Regions from separate parts of the Homo sapiens genome. Here region 2 is linked to region 1. Evidence: chromatin contacts called from ENCODE Hi-C or POLR2A ChIA-PET data. All regions are on one chromosome and are shown on one strand. Each heading gives the region's core, a stretch centred on a gene start or an enhancer-like site at or near the end of the contact. The rest is flanking DNA. Distances are from core to core; before and after follow the strand shown. Region 1 holds the start of PTHLH (parathyroid hormone like hormone). Region 2 has its middle 46 kb from the start of FAR2.

What was found. A loop is a pair of places that touch in the nucleus more often than their neighbours do. ChIA-PET counts read pairs that join two places held with the same protein, here RNA polymerase II (POLR2A). Pooled maps may share reads with other maps.
Region 2: a pooled map shows a loop between it and region 1 (4-fold over the local background). The contact joins the enhancer-like site here to the promoter of PTHLH in region 1. A Hi-C loop is called at or near these places in 1 of 37 single-sample maps with no recorded cell type and 2 of 50 pooled maps. POLR2A ChIA-PET finds 5 or more read pairs at or near these places in 1 of 52 experiments (PC-3).

Annotation. Positions count from the first base shown.
Region 1 is chr12:27,970,715-27,976,628 of GRCh38, reverse strand. It overlaps PTHLH (parathyroid hormone like hormone), which reads left to right and starts at 3,896. Exons shown (of 6, transcript NM_198965.2): 1 at 3,896-4,106; 2 at 4,610-4,702. RefSeq lists enhancers at 135-823, 824-1,512.
Region 2 is chr12:29,100,118-29,106,764 of GRCh38, reverse strand. No RefSeq gene overlaps it. Among named protein-coding and RNA genes, the nearest start is that of FAR2, 46 kb to the left of the region's middle. Within about 2 kb of position 3,069, at least 5 of the 41 ENCODE cell types and tissues checked have a DNase peak (open chromatin) inside an H3K27ac peak, as active enhancers do.

The DNA of each region.
Region 1 (5,914 bases), core at 2,647-5,146:
ACCTTTGTAAATGTTTTTTCATAAGAATATGTCACAAGAACTGGGCAAAACTGTACCTACAAGGAAACTCCCATAGCATTTGTTTTCTCCTTTGCTAGGAGTGGCGATCAGACACACTGCTCAGGACAATGGTGATTAATGAAGTCGCCCCACTGAACAATATGCTACAAAGGGCTTCACCACTCCTAGAGAAGAAACTGTCCAATTTTCCTGAGATACCGGACAATCTCCTGGCAGCAGTTTCCCCACTCAATGAAAGCAGGTGTTGGGGACATCCCACATGGTGCAAATGCTGGTGGATGCTTTTAACAAACAGAAGCCTAACAAGATCATCAACTTGCTTCTCTCTCTTTAGAGAACAGAACCTTAGCAAAGGAAAAGGAGAGAGGCTACTAAAATGGATGGACGTTTCTTAAAGCATGTGAAACGTTGCCTGAGTGGGGAAAGACACGTTCAGGAAGGAACTAAAAGGAAACCCACAATTTGGAATCGGGAGATTTTTCCGTCTATCTCTGGAATTCGGCCTCTGTGCAAGAGCGCGTCCTGGAGTTGTGCAAACACACGTCCAGCCTCGTGTCGGGCGCACACCGGCTGGATCGCTGGCAGGCTGGGGCTCTGGGGCGTTGCGGCCCCTGGGGTAGGGGGGTCTGTGCCTCACCAGGACAGCCCGAGGACGCACATCAACGAGCCTTAACCACCATGGACAGCTCACTGGCTTCCCCCAGCCAGCTCTGCGCAATTTACAAACTCCATAGGAGCCACCAGCTAGATTGATTTTTATGCCCTGGAGAGATGCCACGTGTTCCATGGCCCACGGTCTACACCCCCAACCCCCACCCTGCGATCGCCAACTGTAACCACTGAGCAGTTATATATAGACAGAGCGGGCTTCGGGGATTAATAATCTTCTCCTTGCCCTCAATTCCGTCCTTTAAGATGCCACCGGATTCCAAGAATCAGACGGAGGGAGTTGGCAGACAGAACTTCGTTCCACGTCCGTTCATATCCTCTCCTCTCCCGCGCCGCACCTCACCCGGCCTTGACTTTGCAGATCGCTTTAAGTGAAATAAAACAGACGGGTCCCGGGGCTCCGGCAGGGCCGAGCTTTACGGGCGCAGGGGAGGCGCGCTGGGAGAGAGCGAGTCGGGGCTCCCGGAGGAAGGGAGTCGCCCCTCCACACCCCGACGCGGCCCCGGACAGGGCCAGGCCAGGGAGGGGGTACGTCTGCCTCATCCTTCTCTCCCCGCGCCCCCACGGGGAAGTCAGCGTCACCGTCTGCCTAGGGCTTATCTCATGTTTGAGTCATAAATTGACCTGGAGGGAGAGGGGAGGGGAGGAAGAGCCCTGCTCAGAGGAAGTTCGCGCGCTCCCTCCGACCCTGTCCTTGGGTCTCGGGGTTCCCGAAGTTTTCCCTTACCCGCAGCCAGATACGGGGCTCTCCCGGGAGGAGGGGGGCGCGCAGGACCAGAGACTCCGAGTATACTCGGGTTAGAAACCAAGCACCCAAGCCGGCGGGACAGGGCGGGGCAGAACGCAAAGACCTCAATAATACCGCTCCGGGCAAGAAGGATTCTGTGCGGCAGTCCGGAGTCCAGACTCTTAGGGACTGAAGCCCGAGGAGAACCTAGGGGAAGTAGTAGCTAGATCCGCTCACGGGCCCCGAGACCCCCGAAGTTCCCATGGAGCCTAAGATCCCCAGGAGCCAAGCCTGCCCCGTCCCTGCGGATCAGCTTCCTAATGGGCGACCCAAGTCTATCGCAGGCGGTGGGGATGAGGACGCTGGGTGGGAGGAGGGGAGGGGAGGCTGAAAAAGATCATCCCCCTTGCCCTAAGGCCTCTCCCAAGACCCTGGACCCCTGCCCTAAGAGACTCAGGCCTCCCTTGCTGCAGTGGGAGCGCAAACACCAGGGCAGGAGACTCCAGAGAAGGAGCGCATAACTCAACGTTTGCTCTCCTGAAGCCTTATTTCTGATAAAAATTACAGAAAAGTTAGGCAGGATCCAAAGACACCGTAATGACCAGCTCAAAGCCAAACAGACAGGACATCCAGTGCGGGTGTCTGGATAGGTATCCTTCCTGCCGGAGAGTTTAGACATCTCAGTCCGGGTGCTGCCCTGGGAAGGGACTTCGAGGCCAGCGTGGCACGGGCAGAGAATGGTGTTAGGGAGGTAAAATGCTTGCGGGGGCAGCCCCTTTTAGGCAGCCCCCGGCTCAAAATTTAAGAAAGGACCATTCGGTTCATGTGGGGAACTGGGCTGCTGCCAGGAGGGCCCTGTGATGCCACCGGAGATTGACTTCAGGTTGAGAGGTTGTCGCCTGAGCCAGGTGGGGCTTGGAACTCTCTCTGTGGCCTCGTACAAGTCCAGAGCTGCCTACTTTCAGGAGCCAAAAACTTGGCCAGCCAAGGGCAGGCATCTGGCTGGCTGGCACCAGTCCAGGAGATCAGGACTGGGACACTGCACATTCATATTCTCTCTCTCTCTCTCTCTCTCTCTCTCTCACACACACACACACACACACACACACACACACACAGAGACATATCTGAAGAAGACTCTTCAGATATGTTTCAATTGTCAGGAGTTTGCGAGGTGCTCAAGTGCTTGACCTTTAAGAACCGGTTCTCAGAGACCCCCATTTCCTAAAGACCTTCTCATCTCACATTGGTTTGGGTTCCTCCCAGGAAACCGCCTCCTCTCTGGGCCTCCTGCTTCAGTTTGGGGGAAGCAGAACATTGCCCAGGAAGTAGGGAAGGGTGAGGAAGGGTGTGAGGCCCACTTTTCCCATGGGAGGATCCCATCAGCTTGATGCATATCTATACACTCCTCCCTGAGGCAGTTCCTCCAGAGGTTAGCAGCCCGCCCTGTTCCTGGAGAAGTCTTATCCTCACCTAACTACAAAAAGATTTAATAAAGAAACACACCCTTTCCTATTGTTACTTGGGGTTTGAAGGCATTACATCTTTTTTTCTTTTTTGCTACCTTGAGGTCAGCTGGCAACAGCCTCCTCTCAAGTCTCAGTCCAGGCGAGCGATGAGAGCCACATTCTAATGGAATCCAATGAGAGCATTACTTGAGCTGATTATGCAACGTCTCTTTGTAAACATTGAAAAAAGTTTGGAGAAGAGATGGGATGAGTTTAGTTGTTTGGTTCCAGGGGATTTTAGAGACATAGCTTGCAGCTACAGATTGGTAAATGTGAAATCTGGATGCTTATTGGTAATAAGAGAATTCCCAAGCCCAGGTGCACTGTTTAAAGTGCTATAGATTCATATTTGGTTTATAATGTATATCTGTTTGCTGTTTGGGTTAAGGAGGAAAGAAGAAAGAAGGATGAAGAGGCTAAGCATAAATGCTATTTACTTTTTTCTAAGCTATGACAGGAGATATACATTAACTGGGTATTCAACTGAATTTAAGAGTAATGCATTTAAAATTTTTTCAACCTCTTTTAAAATTTGATATACTGTAATAAACTGCCACTGGGGATGGGAAGATGGAAGCCTGGTGCTCATGGGCTAGGCATTTGTGTAGGTGTAGATCTTATAATGCTAAACATGGAAATACTTCAGATTAGAGGCAGGCCTTCCCATTTGCTAAGGTGCATTTACATGACAGCAAGGCCTAAGCAAACATTTAGCTTCTATTGGCACTTGTTCTATTTCTAAACCTTAGAAAAAAGGTGTGTGTGTGGGCTGGGGGGACGGGGGGGGGAGGGAGGTGGTAGGGGGTGCTCTTGCTGTGTCTCATTTGCAGTCATGCATCCTCTGCATTATTATGATGGAGATTACTCAGTTATGTTAGGAACTAGATTATGATGTCAGAAAATATCCTTTCCAAAACAGGCAAAAAGTCAGGGTCCTGGGTATATATTGAGGAGAATTTCTACGGAAAGTAATAAACAGGGCAGCTTGGAAGAGGTACCTGCTTTCTAATAATTGCCTTTAGTGGGAACAGAAGTCTCCTTTCAAGAAGCTTTTAATTCATTTTAAGATTTAATTTTATGTTTTCTGAAGAACAACAAAAAATATTTCTGGAAAAGACTGCTGAGAAGATTTCCCTCTTTCAGCCAGAAGAGCAGAGAGAAGATTGTAAATCAAGGAAAAGGTGAAGTAATAAATTAGGAGGGAACTTTGGTATTCCGAGTATATAAAGACTATTTATTTTTCCTGTGTCTATATTTTCTCTTTTTGTGGAGGAGAGGAAATTCTAAAAATATTTGATAGATGTTTTGCCATTAACACCAGAAAAGTGTGTGGGGAAAAAGAAAGGAGGGAAGGAGTGGGGGGTTAATTTTGTTTAATTAGTAGAAAAAGCAACATAAATCAAAGCAGTCTATTGATGCCAGTCCTTAATTTATAATGTTCTGAAAGTAAAGTGAATTTATTTACAACATAAGTGATTTGATAATTTCAATCTGATTTTTGTTTTAACCTTCTATTGGGAGAAGGGTTGACTTTTTAAAGCCTGGATAGTTTGAAACTTGGCTAGGTACCTTGGACTTTTTATTGTGGAAGCAAATATTATCATTTCAATGTTAAACAACTTGCAAGTATTAAATGGCTCATTTGTGATTGACTTTTTTTTTTTTTTTTTTTTTTTTTTTACAGATTTCCCCCTTCAGATCTAACGATTACATTAGGGCTCCTGCATCTTTTTGGAAGGATTCTTTTTATAAATCAGAAAGTGTTCGAGGTTCAAAGGTTGACATTTCTGAGTGCTGATACTTTGTCCTTTCATACTATCCAAACAAGTCTAACATTTAGAAATCCTTACACATTCAAGGGAAGTTGTGGAAATTCCCAGAGAGAGAGTGTGTGTGTGTGCGTGTGTGTGTTTTGGTTTTGTTTTGCTTTTTTTCTTTGTTAGTGAGAAGAAGCCGAGTCTTTTAAGGTACGGGGTTTACAGTAATGAACTGAGGAAGGCAGGAGCTTCTAAGAAAATATGCCCCCCCACCCAACCTAAGCAGTAAACTTTAACTGCTAGCTAGCTGCAGTGAACCAGTGGGAGCCCCGATGAGCGAGGGTCTCGGTGACAGCGTGCTATTTCTCCCACCCTGGGTAAAATATGTGGAGCATCACCCGGAAAGTCGGGCTTGATAAAGGCCACATTCCTTGAATCATCTCAAGAATCTAAATCACACTAGCCTTCTAGAAACTAATGAACCCTACCAGCAGGATTGCCTAGAAGACAAATATCCCTTGAATGGTTCCCAGTCCACTCGCGCTCTTTTCAAAAAGTTAGAGGAGCCCTGGGGAGGGTATCCACTCCCGCTGCAATCCTTTCCTAGATGATACTACCCAGTAATTCCGAGCAGTCTTTCTTCCCCGCCCATTAGCTTTGGAAAGAACCTCGGCTTTCCCGTCGCTTCTCCCAGGCAGAGCAGCACATAACCATAGTTCCACTGCATCTGTCCGCTGGCTGCAGCGACTCGGATACAGTCTTCCAAGAATCTGTAACCTGGGACTTTTGAGGGGGAGGGGACAAGCAGGTAGGGTATCAGAGAAAGGATGGGTTAGACTCCCGACCATGAGTGAAAAGGGCCGTGTGCGTGCTCCAGGAGTGTCGGTCCCCCTCTGCAATTCAAAAGGGGGATCTCTCCTGTGCGCGGGTTTTTTGGGACCGGCTCCAGATGTCTCCCAGCAGTTCTGAAACAGCAAAAAGTGCAATTTAGATATGAAATCTGGAACTGTTTTTGTTCTTCTAAGCAAAAGATCTCCCTCTCTCTAGCCGATGCTCCCCACTCAGTTCATCCCGGGAATGGGCCAGGGAGGAAGGTTCTCATGCATCGCCCCGAGCTGCCAGGCGAGCTTCGGGCTCCTTAAATTCACAGGCCAACAGCCCGCGTCCTCTCCGCGCAGGCTCCCGGTTGCCCGCGGTCCCCGGCCCAGCTCCTTGGCCTCCTCCTCGTCGGT
Region 2 (6,647 bases), core at 1,820-4,319, 1.1 Mb before region 1:
CTATTTCCTTTTTCTCCTTTTTGATAATTTGCTATTCCCCTTCCACGACATCACCACTACACATCTCTGCTCAGCTAACTATTTTCAGTTCTTCTCCCTTTGGCTTGCTTTATGCTTTATCAGCTCTGTGTCCATTCCTCATCCTCCAGTCCCTTTACAGGCCTGCAACTGGCCTAATTGAATCCATGTCACTATGGCTTCAGAATACCATCTTCCTAATACACATCTTCATTTGCAAAGCAACACAAAACAGATTTTTGCTACTACCAAAAGTAAGATTACTCCTCACACACGTGAAAAATTCAACACAGACAACTCTAACCTTCTTACATAATCATCATTTTATGGAGATGAACTTCTTTTCTATACTACTTGTACTTACTTGTACTTCTGTTTGTTATCGTTGCTTGTAAGGTTGTTTTGGTTTCCTACAGCCTAGGCTTTCATGTCATCTGAATTGTGGATGTAAATTGGAGGAAATGTTTCATTTCTAAAAATATCATAGCTTTTGGATACATAGTAATTGCTAACTCTCTCTCTCTTTTTTTTTTTTTAAATGGAATCTCGCTCTGTTGCCCAGGCTGGAGTGCAATGGCATGATCTCAGCTCACTGCAACCTCCAACATCAGGGTTCAGGCAATTCTCCTGCCTCAGCCCCCCGAGTAGTTGGGATTACAGGTGTGCAACACCACGCCCAGCTAATTTTTTATTTTTAGTAGAGACAGAGTTTCACCATGTTGATCAGGCTGGTCTTGAACTCCTGACCTCAGGTGATCTGCCTACCTTGGCCTCCCAAAGTGCTGGGATTACAGGCATGAGCCGCCCCACCAGGCCATAATAGCTAACTCTTAAATGATACTTGCTATGTGCTGCAATATTATAAATGCTTTTCATATATTTGCTCATTTAATTCTCATAACAGTCTTATGAAGGAGGCAATACTACTATCCCCACTTTACAGCTGAAATGATTTTAAAAATTAGCTGGAGAACATTGCATTTAGGAAAAAATAATTCAAAATTGATGGCAGTGGAGAATGGTTGTAGTATCTTAACTTGAAATTATGTTTGTGTATGTGTGTGTGTGTGTGTGAATTTGTGTGTAAATGTGATCAAAACTGCATTTATACACCCATGGTTTTGAAATACTTGATCTCTTGGAAAATGATGTAACAATTTTTCTTATTCCATGAATGAGATATATAGAGGCGTATAATCTAAAAGAGCAGTTCATTTTAAAATCAATATACTCAGAATATACTTAAATACCGGGCTATTAAATTCTTTTTTCCATGGATGTTTCACATCTGGAACTTCCTGTAACAAAATAGAAATGCTTACTAAACAATCTAGCCCTCTTTTGCTTATACATTAGATCTTTGGCATGAGATCAGGGAAGATCTGGGTGTGAGGCTTCAGACTTCAGATCTTGAGGATGGCTGAGATTGTGTGGTCCTATTGCCCTTTCTATTATTTTACACTTTGTGATTTTTCCCCCTCTTGAAGGTTGATTTTTTTTATTTCTTGACAGATAAAGAAGAAGATAAGTAAACACTTCAGTTCTAAGAATTACTTTTATTTAACATAAATCAGGAGTTACTCATGTTAACAAGCTTAGAAGGTTATTTAGCAGGTTCCTTGGCAACAAACCTTTCAATGCATTTTAAAGTAATATCATAAATTCCATACTTGCTTGTTGAATGAATGAATTGAAATTGAAGTCAGGTAGGTTAATGTCAATAGGCATAATTTGGCCTCAACATCTACAAAGAGCTTAAAACAGCAGGGTTTTATTTTAAAAATTGCTTTCCTGTCTTTTAAGTAACCACAACAGTTCTATTATGGGCAGCCTTCTACCTGAGGAAACTGACACACTGAAGCAAGTGACTTAGTGAGACCAAAAAATAAATGAACAGTGTGAGGTCTGCAAAAGGGGAGACAGTGGCATTAGATCACACTTCATTGTAAAAATAATTGGAGGGAGAAATAATTCTGTATCTTACAAGACATGACTGTTTTGTTCTTTACCAGACTACTTCGAATTGAAACAGGAAGCCTGTTGTATTGAGATCTATGTCTTGGCAACTATGAGCAAAGCCATGGGTGTGAAATAAAACATGGGCATTTTCAATTCACATTTTTCTTAAAAAGTCATGATGCAATTGAAGGTTTTTAGTAACACTGATTCACTGCCTCGATCAACATGTTTCCTAACTCCTGGTTCTATTTTGAGACTAGATGGAACATTAATACACTTAACACGATTCTTTTAGGATCTGTCCCACCTACAGCAAACTGTTCAGGAGCTGAAAACACAAAAGAACCTTGGTAATGTCTCAGGAATTGCAGACCTCAAACTAGGCTCAGGTGAGAAGTGGAGCCACTGCGCTTCCCTCTTTCTACTCCTTGGTTTTCTTGGTAGCAAACCAAAAGCACCTAAAGTGATACATGGTAATGGAGAACCATCCAAAGGTAGGGCTAATAACTCGATCATTCTCCTAGCTCTCAGCACTGGCCTTCTTTCTTCATCATCCAAGATCTATACATAGTTAAAAGTGAGTGAGGTCTATCCTGCCTTTGAAGAACCCATAGTCTAGTGGGAGATGCTGACATTAGTATTATTACTGTAATATAGTGTCATAAATAAAATTCTAGGGGATATTCTGCTAGTGCAGAGGGGAAAGCATCAACCAATGAAGTGTAGAGGGCAAGGGAATGTTTGGTAAGAGAAGGATTCTTGGAGACAAATAGGAAATGTTTCCCTGATGGAAAGAGGCTTTGGTGTAGTGTGGGGAAGAACCATGCATGCAGAAAACAATAGCTTGTGTGATTCAGAAACAAGGTAAAAGACTGTGGAGTGTGTGTGAGGAGGCACAAGATGTTCCCTATGGTGACAATGTAAATGTGGGAAGGGGGAACTGAGGGATGTGAAGCAGGGGCCTGCACAGAGAGGCTCTTGGATGCTGTGCTAAGGATCTTAGATCTTATTCTGTAGAACATGGAGAAGCCTCGAAATGTGTGAGGCAGGAAATGACATGAGTAGGTTTCATTTTCGATAAACCGCAGTGGTAGCTGTGCATGGGATAAACTTGAGAGGAACAACCCTGAAAGCAAGAAACCGGTTAGAAATTTGGAGATATTGGTGATAATCACTGAGTTTCAGTTTCAATTTCATAACACTCATAAGAAAATATTGCAATGAGACAGCGTAAGGCATGGGGTTTGAAGCCAGAGGGCCTGGGTTTGAATTTGCCTGTGTTACTCCAGGCAAATCATTAAAGTCCAAGACTCATGTGTAGAGTCTTCCTTCATGTGTAGAATGGGAATAAAAATAAAGCTGTCTTATCAGTTAGTATGAAAATTAACAAGATGATCAATGCAAATTGCATAGCACAGTGCTTGGTATTATATAGCCCTTGATAAATATTAACCACTATCATCACATAATAAACAGCAAAATAAAGAAATGTAGTAAGAAATATCAATGAAATTTCTGAAAAATATAACCACTCATTCCAATCTAATACTGTAAAAAAATGATCGTTTTTATTCCAGCAAGGACTCAGGAAAAAAACCTATCAAAATGAAAACAGCAAAGGGAACTTAGTTGTTTTCTGCAAAAGAAATCCTGCCCTTGTTGACATGTACCCTGGTTTCCAAAATGCAAAGTTGTATAGTTTTCATGACCTTGTGTTAAGTTACACATAGGGAAAATGCAAAGTAGGTATCATTATTTCTGCAGTGTGTTAACTGATGATAAAAAATATTTGATGTAGTCAGTAGCTACAGATCCTATCAGTACTTGAAAGGCTTCACTGCCCAGAGTTGATGAATAAAACCGCAGTTCTTTTTGGCTGGCTTCATAAGATCTCACAGTATCTTTCCTTGACTGGCTGATGACAATGGAATGAAGTACAGGTGTGAGTTTCATTGTATTCAACCTATTTTTAACGTATTTAGTAGTTTTCTTTTTCTATCATTTTGATGTATTTAAATTTTGTAATTTTATTTGTTTGTTTTATATTTAAAAATTGATTTATTTGCAAATGTTTCAAAATATGGGAGTTTAAAACAACATTTAAAAACCCCCTCCACTTTACTACTCTATATTCTTCTACCCAACCTAGTGGTCTGTCCTAACCTTGAAGATGAGACCTGAGCAATTATAGGCTTCTTGATAGAATCAATCCCTTAGTCATTCTAAAGATGACTACGATTACAGGGCAAATTTTACCAGGAAGCACTTCTATTATTATTATGAAGATAACAGTTCTCTTTATCTTTAGCTCATCTGCAGTCTATTTGTAAACTATGCATTTAGCCAAAAGCACATAAAAATTGTTTCAAGGGAAAATACTCATTTTTATAAGCTAGTAGACTAAAACGATTTAAATCCATAGAAGAAGTAGAAAATAACTAGTCAGAAAAGACTTTTTATTTTTTGTGGGGAATTTTTGGATATCACGACAAATATAGTAGAAAACACTATTTTTTTTAATGAAGTGCCAAACACCAAACTATAAAACTCCCAGCAGACAGCAGAAAAACAGGTAGATTAACTACGGTTTGGCCATGAATTCTTAGATACTGCATGAAAAACACAATCCATTAAAGAAGAAATTAGTATACTAGATTTTTTAAATTAAAAACTGCTTTACATAGATAATGTTAAGAGAATAAAGCAAGCCACAGACTGGGGGAAAACCTTTGAAAAATACACATCTAGAAGAACTGGTATTCAAAATATGCAAAGAATTCTTAAAACTCAAAGGTAAGAAAGCAAACAACCCAATTAAAAATAAGCAAAATATCTCAACAGACAATCAAAGAAGATATCAAATGGCAAATGAGAAAATGCTCAGTATCATATGTCAGTAGGGATTTAAATTAAAACAACAACGAGATGCCACTATATAACTATTAGAATGGCAGATATCCAAAATACTGACAACACTAAATTCTGCTAAGGATGTGGAGTAATAGGCACTTTCATTCATTGCTGGTAGAAGTGCAAAATGGTACAGCCACTTTGGAAGACTATTTAGCAGTTTCTTGTAGAACTAAACACACTCTTACCATATGATCCAGCAATATGCTCCTTGGTATTTACCCAAAGGAGTTAAAATCTTATGTCCACACAAAAACCTGCACATGAATGTTTATAGCAGCTTTATTCATAGTTACTAAAACCTGGAAGCAACCAAGATGTCCTTTAACAGGTGAATGAATAAATAAATGGTGGTACATGCAGACTATCAAATATTATTCAGTGATAAAAAAGAATAAGCTTTCAAATCATGACATACATAGAGAAAACTTAAATGCATTTTACTAAGTGAAAGAAGCCAATCTGAAAAAGCAATGTGTTGTATGATTTCAACTATATGATGTTCTGAAAAAGGCAAAACTATGGAGACACTAAAAAGATAAGTGGTTGCCAGGAGCTCAAGCGGAAGGAAGGAGGGATGAATAGGTGTAGCACAGGGGATATTTAGGTCAGTGAAACTAGTAGTCTGTAGTATTCTGTAATGGTGAATATATATCATTATACGTTTGTCAAAATCCATAGAATATACAGCACAAAGAGTAAACTCTAATGTTAACTATGTACATTAGTTGATGATAACACATCAATATCGGCTCATTATTTATAACAGGAACACAGCTAGTTGTAACCACATCTTTAGTGATTTTCAGGCAAAGTGTGACACTTGGTTAGAGAGACAGAGAATTTCATAGTTTAGTTCACTGAACTCCTGGAGTTTTATGGCAAAGAATCAGAACCACCAGCTTTTTCTGTTCATTTATTTCTGTCTCTGGGTTCATAAATATACATATATCCCTCTTCCCCCCAACAAAGGAGGGCAAATTAGGGTGATCCAGGCAGGATACAAAAAAATGTATGCATTGGACAGCCTAATTTCAGGCAAGAGAAGGATCATGTAAGGCTTAAAATTTGAGAAAATCATTTTTTTGTTCATTACCATGTATATTAAGTTTAAAACTAAAATACACATACACGAAGTTATAATATGGTGTGATATGAACCACAATGAAGATATTTAAAAATCCAGTAATTCTGAATACGACTTTCGCATTAGACCCTGGTTCTAATCTTCACTCTGCCACTAGCTACTGATGTCGGGCAAATTGCTTAACGTTCTTTAGCTTCAGTTTATTTGTCTGGAGAAAACTCATAGCAATATTTACCTAATAGAATCATTGTCAAGATTAAATGTGATGTTTATGAAATGTTTAGCACAGTGCCTGTCATACAATAAAAACATAATAAATAGTGGTAAATAATGTGTGCTCTCTATTCTCAGTGTATCATGTACATATCATGCTTATATGTACTACAATTTTTCCTATACATGCATACATATGATAATGTTTAACTTATAAATTAGGCACAGTAAGAGATGAACAACAACTGATAATAAAATATAAACATTACAACAATATGCAGGCATCATTTCTCTTGCACTTGGGGCTCTTATTAATTAAAATATGAATTCCTTGAACACAAGCACCCTGATATCATACCAGTCAATCTGATAACTGAGATAGCTACTAAGTGCCTAATGAGCAGGTAGTATATACATCATGAATCTGCTGGGCAAAGGGATGATTCACATCCCAGGCAGA